Regions from separate parts of the Mus musculus genome. Here region 2 is linked to region 1. The links are chromatin contacts, found by Hi-C or POLR2A ChIA-PET in ENCODE. All regions are on one chromosome and are shown on one strand. The core of a region is the stretch at or near the end of the contact, and the rest is flanking DNA. Distances in the headings are between cores, read along the strand shown.

Region 1 (3,563 bases), core at 629-3,128:
GATTTGTGAGCCACCATGTGGATGCTGACAAATGAACCAAGGGCCTCTGTAAGTTGTGTTTAACCTGAGTCATCTCTCCCATGCCATGTAGATGTATTCTGATAACGTATTTCCCACACATCTCTTGGCTTTGTCTCTCAATAGTCACTATATTCTTTAGCATCTCAGTAATTTCCCCACTCTGAATCTACAGTTTAAAAACTAGACTATGTAAAAGTCCTAAGAAATAAGGAAAGTTATTCCATTACTGGTCATAAAGCAAGCCACTGTTATTATGGTAAAGTAAGAGTAGATGACATATTTTTCCACTTCTAGAATTAAACTGTCTACTACATCACATTCTACTCCACTATTATCCATTTCCAGAGGATAAAACAGCAGCTCCCCAAAACCATTCTCATAACTAAATAGCATCAGGAGGTCCAGAATGTGTGGACTTGTTATATTAAAGCTACCTGTTTTCCTATTCTCTATGATGACCTGGCTCTGAGAAGTGGGGAAAATGAGCCATAATGTCCAACTATATCCACAGTGGACAGTATAGTCTTTTAGAAGAGAAAATGGCTTATGGGTCTTAAAAAAAAGGATCTTTTTGAAGTAAAGTTGACAGACCTCATTACTAAACTCAGAACCAGAAAACCCTGTGGATGCTTATGTAAACCACAGCAGATATTTTACATTGTGATATCCAATAAAAGTTAAATTTTAGCAAAATCAGTCTCAGACTAAAAGGAAGACCGCAGACAGTGGCGGTCCACACCTTTAATCCCTGCACTCGGGAGGTGGATCTCTGTGAGTTCAAGCGCAACCTGACCTGGTCTACAAATCAAGTCCAGACAGCCAGGGCTATACAGTGAAATCCTGTCTCGAAAAACAAAAACACAACAACAAAAAAAGGGAGAAGTTCAAGAACTCAGCAGTTAATTTTAAAAAGGTTAATTTTTCTAGAGTGAAGCCAGCAGTCCACTGTACCCTGACAAGCTCGTGACCACCACTGGACCTTGCTTTCTTCATCTGTAAAATAACAGACTGAAAGCTGGACATGGTAGCACATGCCTGTAAACCCAGTGCTTAGGAGGTGAAGGCAGGCCTATGAATTCAAGGTTATCCTCAGACATGTAACAAATTCAAAGGCTACATGAGACCCTGTTCTCAAAAAACAAAGAAGACAGAGTGTATCTAACTAAGTATCCAGATGGCCCACACTGTAAAACATTCTGAGAATTAACATGATCCTCAGTTTCAAATTTTAGAGCATTTCAGATGTTCTTATTATTTATATGAAAACACTAGTAAATCTAGGCTTGAAGTACTGATGAGCAGCAGAGTGCTTGGCCAGCAACTATGAGGCCTGAGCTCAACACCCAATGCTGCAATAACCAACCATCTAAAAAGCCAAAACAGAGAACGCTTCTAGTCCTGACCATTTTAGGCAAGGGATATTCCATCTCTACCTATTCCAGAAATATTATACCTTAGAATTTTATGCTAAAATGTAGCAGAAAGGTGCAGTGAACAAAATGTTATTAATAAACTTCAGTGTAAATTGTGAGCATTTACCCCCAATATGTATGCATGTATAATCAGACTGCATAAAATATTAAGATTCAACAAACATGGAAGCACACATTGGTAATCCCAGCACTTGAGAAGCTGAGGCAAGAGATTTCCAAGAGTTAAAGGCAAACCTGGGTTACACAGAGTAACAGGCAGTCAAAGCTACATAATACAACCCTATCTCTAAAGTGCAAAACAGGAGGGCTGGAGAGATGGGTCACAGCTTCAGAGCACCTGGGGCTCTTTCAGAGGATCCAGGTTCAATTCCCCATCAACAGGAGACACACTAGCTCACAATTGTCTATAACTCTAATTCTAAGGAACAGGATGCCCTCTTCTGGCCTCCACAGGTAACAGTCATGCATGTAATGCACAGGCAGGAAAAACACCCACATACACAATAATAAAAATACATTTTAAAAATGTAGCACAGGCCAGGAAGATAGTAATGTTCTTGACCCCGCACCAAGCTTACAAGTCTGAGTTTGATCCCTGGAATGCATATGGTGGACAACTCCCACAAATTGTCCTCACACTTCCACAATTTCATCATAGCACATACAAAAAAATAAGGAAAATTTAATAACTTTTAAAAGGTGTGTTAATTTTTCTAGAATATATACCAAACAAATATTTCACCATTCTTTTTCTATACACTACTGGATCATCTTATATATCCTTTAATGTGTGTATAAATTCTCATTTTAGGAACTATTTCTCTAGAAAACCAAGAAACTATGGGCTGAGGAGAGGTTTAGTGGGTAAAGTGCTTGCTGCATAAGTGTTAAGAATGTGTTCAAATTCTCAGGCCCCACAGCAAAAGCAAGCTATGGTAGCTCACATCTGTCACGCCAGTGTTCCTAGGAGAATGGGAGTTGGAGACTATGAGAACTCCCAGTAGCTTGAAGCCTAGTTAGCCCAGTGTACACAGTTGCAAACAACAAAGACCCTATGCAGACAAGGTGGAAGGCGAGGAAGCCACCTGAGGTTGCTTGCCTCTGCCCACAACAAATGATGTGGCATATGTGTTCGTTCTCTCTCTCTCTCTCTCTCTCTGTCTGTCTCTCTCTCACACACACACACAAATTATGACAATAATACAACTACTTTTGAGAGAAGCTATGATTCTCCTAAGTTTCAGTCAAAATGAAACATAACCAACTCAACTCTAGTGTAGAAGCTACAGTGACCGCCTGCAATTCTTATATTGAAAACATTTCTGATGTGACAGCATTTAGAGATGGAATCTTTAGAATACAATCAGTTTTAGATGAGGTCATAAAAATGGCTATCCTTGTGATGGGATCTGTGACACTGTAAGTGACAGGTTTTTTTATTTCTCCCTTCTCTCTGGCATGTGAGGGCATGATGAGGAGGCAGATACATATAAGCAAGAGGACATCCATGACCAGAAACCATGCATAATGGTGTTCTTAGACTTTACCCTTTAGAATTGTAAGAAATAAAGTTCTGTTGTTTAAGCCAGCAGGCATTAGAATTTTGGCATAGCAGCCTGAGCCATTTTAAGACACTGTCTAAACTAGAGCAGGCAGAGATGCTACAACTGTGCCGTACAACTTAAACACCATAACCACTGCAGAATCTCCTCCATTCACCAACAAAATAACTATCATTGAGTCAAGCCCAAACCATCATTTTCATTTTTCAATGTTTTACATAACCCAAAACTCCACTGTTTCCACTGTGATCAATTAACATGTCAAATCTGGTCCAGAACAAACCATTCTGAGCTGAGAGAGCTGATGAGGTCACTGTCTCAGGTAGTTGGAGGAGTTTAGATTAGCTCTACTGCCTATACTCTAAAAATAACCATGACTCCTGCCAAAGTGAAGGTTAAAGAGTAAACTGTTTGAGCATGAGGGTGGGGGTGGGGTATTATTTCAAGTTCATTAGTAAATCCCAGCCATCTAGTTTGTTTTAATAATAACAACACCTTAAATTTTTAGTTAACTATATGACAGAATAATAACTAAAAATCATGCAAA
Region 2 (3,395 bases), core at 892-3,391, 34 kb before region 1:
ATGTAAACAGAAATTGGCACATTCCTCCTCCTTCTCCCCTTTCCTCCACTCTTCCCCCACATCTTTATGGAAGCAGAAAGGACCTGCATTTTCCTACACTGAGGAGCTATGGTGAAGATGAGGTATGGGAGAGATGGTTGTATCTAAAGAAAACCAGTGGGGAAGGAAGGTAAAGAGGCCACTCAACCTCCACCTGGTAAGGGACAAAGAAAAGCCAGGACTCAGTGTTTGTATCTCTATGCTGGACTGGTTAGAAGCCAGCTTCCTGCTGTTCCCTTAGGCTGAGGTCCTGAGTGCCAATGGGCCCTCCTTATGCCCTTGTTATGGGCCTGGGATGCGGATGAGCCAGAAATCTTAATGAGAAGACCACTCGATCCTTTCCTGGTCCCAAAGATCAAACCCCAATGGAGAAGCCAGCATTTACTGTCCCCCAACCTTCTGCTCTGGAGAGACGATGCCGGGACCATGCACTACTGAGCCTGAGCTAGGGACGCAGGCAGAGACAGGCCCACTTTCTGCTCCTCAGTTTCTAAATACAGACTGTTGGATAAACTGACCTGGAGCCTAGGGAGATTGGGGGATGAGATCCTTAGGTTTTAACCCCAACCTGCCCACAACCTACAGAGTATTGTAGGCAACCTTTCCACTCTCCAGTTTAGAATTCTCCAAGCAAGTAGTTAATTACAGTGTTTCCTTTGCACTGACCACCACCCTGATTCAATCCAGGAAGGGACTGGTAACCTTTCTCATTTGGGTTTGTGGATGCCACACAGTCAAGTCACTAGAGTGCAGTGAGTGAACCCAGCCTCCTCCCTGTCCCAAGATGCCCTTCCCCATCTTGACCGTGCTAACTGTGTGTACATATATATTCTACATATATGTATATTAAACCCGCACTGCCATGTCTGCCCTTTTTTGTGGTTTTTAGCATTAACTTATTGTCTAGGCCAGAGCGGGAGTGGGAGGGGATGCCACAGAAAGGAAGTGGCAGAGCCAAATTGTTACAGAGTCCAAACAGAAAAGAACACATTTCAACTAACCACAACAAATGTTACATTTACATGTGAGCTAAGAGACAATTTAGAGAAAGATGAAGGTAGGTGCTTTTAGGATGTGGGAGCAAAACTTCACAGGGAGGGGAGGAATGGCTGTCAGAAGAGGGTTCTTGAAGCCAGACTGACTAGAGCACCCTCAGTTCCTAGCTGAGCCCAGATTGCCCATCTCCTCTGGCCACTGCTGCAGACACCTGCCTTAACTCTCACACCTCGAAGACTCCAGCTTTGCCTTAAAGGTCCTTCCTAAATCTCCCTAGTCTTGCCTGGCATCTCCTTTAAGACAAGAAATCCTTGTACAACTGGGTGGGAGAAAGGAACTCTGGGTAACATCCTTCCTTCTGGGGTGTTCCATGGGAGCAGGAGTGAGACGGCGCTTCCCTTATGGAAGAGGGAGGAGACAGGGTGCTTCTCAGAAGCTTCTCTGTAAGGCAAAAACCAAACTTTAAACAGACTAACCTGCCCTAATATACTCACCCCCTCGTGCTGCTGTGAGGTTGCTCCTAGCCTGTGCTCCTCTGTCTGCAGCGTGCACAGCCTTGTTCTAACCCTGGAATAAAGGTGACTGACTCTACCGTACCTGACTGATTCTAGAATCTCTGTGGGTCACTAAGTTTGGGAAGCTCTGAATGACTGGGAGGGGGTGTGTAGCCATGTTTTCCCTATCACCACTCACTGCAGTATAGAACAAGGGACTAGAAAACAACCCCAAAGAAAGTGCCCCATCTCTTAAGCACCACTGACATTAACAGACCTATTTCCCTTACAACATTCTTCTATGGCTCAAGCACTAGAAACAGGGATATCCCAGACTTCACTTTTTAAGTATGAGCAAAATCAAGCATGTATCTGGAAGGAATACACTGTACACTATGTCCTCTATCACAATAAATGGACCACATACCACACAAAGCAGCAGTCAGGGGAAAAGCTTTACTGAGAAAAAAATACAACAAATTCCAGAGTGCATGGTTTTAAGCCCACCTCATCATCCCTCTAGCAGTGAGGACATAAGACTACTACTCAGTTACCACACACTCCCTGCCACGAAGGAAGCCCAGGAGCTGGCATCTGGCCTGCGCTGCTGGATGGGGTCAAGAGGAAAGAGTGTGTAGGATACCACCCTCCGCTCTCTCTCCAACTTCCATCCCATGGTGTAGGCCTCCTGACTGGACCTTGTGAACACCGGGGCACAGGAAGAGCAGCACAAGCATTTAGGGTAAGAATTCCACAGGGACTTTCATACTCAGTGGCCAGTGCTGAAGACAGGGCTCTAAGCCCCAGGCACCAGAATAAATCCTCCAATTACTGGCTTGTCCCTTGATTCCCAGGAAGCTCTCCCTTCATCCTTCCATTAGGAAGGGAGCTGGTGTGGAGTTGGATGCTTAAAGAATCAAGCAGCTAACTAAAGGGAGGGGGCGAGTGTGCTTTCCGTTATACTCAGAACCAGGAGACAGTCTGCAGCAGTGACGCCCTTCCTGAAGTCACACTTCAGTCATGTTTTAGAGACAGGCCAGCCTCTAATGAGAGGAGCAATCTTGGGAGCCCCCACAGACTTACAGAAATTAGGAGACCTGAGGCAAAGTTGAGAGGAATTTGTTTTTCTAAAGCTCAGTACTGAGGCAGAGAAGGGCACAGCTGACTATGTTTCCACCCTTGAGCCTTGGGAAAGCTACAGGTAAGCCCTAGGCTCTGAGAGCAGCCATGAATCATCTGACCCACGTCACCTCTTCAGCATCACTCGATCGCTTGCTCTTCCTTGCAGCCCCTTTATTGCATTGGATTCATAGAGAATATATAGGTATTTAAACTTCTGACAATAATTTTAACTTGATACATCCAAGTTTAACTTGCTTTTTAATATATTTATAGATATAAAAGTAGGCCTCTAACAGTGATAGGGACAGGGAAATTGCCACCACTGAACAGTTAAAACCAAAACCAAGAGGTAACTTCTTCCTGTTTTTCCGTCTCTTGTCCCTCCCACGTCTCCTCAGTCCCCATCCCAGCCCCCATTTAGAGGGCGCTGGATGACGAGTGAGTGAAGGAGACAACGGGCAGCAGTGCAGAGCACTGTGGTAAGGTCAGAGAGTAAGTGTTGTGGAAGGGAGAGCAGAGTGCTGGGGTGGCTGGGGGCTCTTAAGGATTTCCCAGAAAAACAGGATCCTGGGATGGGACGTGGTTGCTCGGGCAAAAAACAAAGCAACTGTCAGACTTCTTAAAAAACAAAGGAAAAAAAAAAGGTGAAACCCTAAACCAAAGAGAGTGGCATGCCCAGCCTTCTCTCTGGCCTATTGGTACCCCCCACCCCCAAAAGAAACAAGGGAGGTTAAAGAAAAAGAA

Evidence for each region. Hi-C counts contacts between places; a loop is a spot of excess contacts on that map. ChIA-PET counts read pairs that join two places held with the same protein, here RNA polymerase II (POLR2A).
Region 2: a map of heart shows a loop between it and region 1 (1.8-fold over the local background). The contact joins two enhancer-like sites. A Hi-C loop is called at or near these places in 4 of 37 maps with a recorded cell type or tissue (adrenal gland, heart and left cerebral cortex). POLR2A ChIA-PET finds 5 or more read pairs at or near these places in 3 of 5 experiments (Patski and embryonic stem cell).

Annotation. Positions count from the first base shown.
Region 1 is chr1:172,160,507-172,164,069 of GRCm38, reverse strand. All of the region lies in intron 2 of Dcaf8 (DDB1 and CUL4 associated factor 8), which reads right to left. Among named protein-coding and RNA genes, the nearest start is that of Dcaf8, 14 kb to the right of the region's middle. Within about 2 kb of position 1,878, at least 1 of the 3 ENCODE cell types and tissues checked has a DNase peak (open chromatin) inside an H3K27ac peak, as active enhancers do.
Region 2 is chr1:172,194,964-172,198,358 of GRCm38, reverse strand. Dcaf8 (DDB1 and CUL4 associated factor 8) reads right to left here. Exons shown (of 14, transcript NM_001357204.1): 14 at 1,966-3,395. Pea15a (phosphoprotein enriched in astrocytes 15A) reads left to right here. Exons shown (of 4, transcript NM_011063.3): 4 at 1-1,631. Among named protein-coding and RNA genes, the nearest start is that of Pea15a, 10 kb to the left of the region's middle. Within about 2 kb of position 2,141, at least 2 of the 3 ENCODE cell types and tissues checked have a DNase peak (open chromatin) inside an H3K27ac peak, as active enhancers do.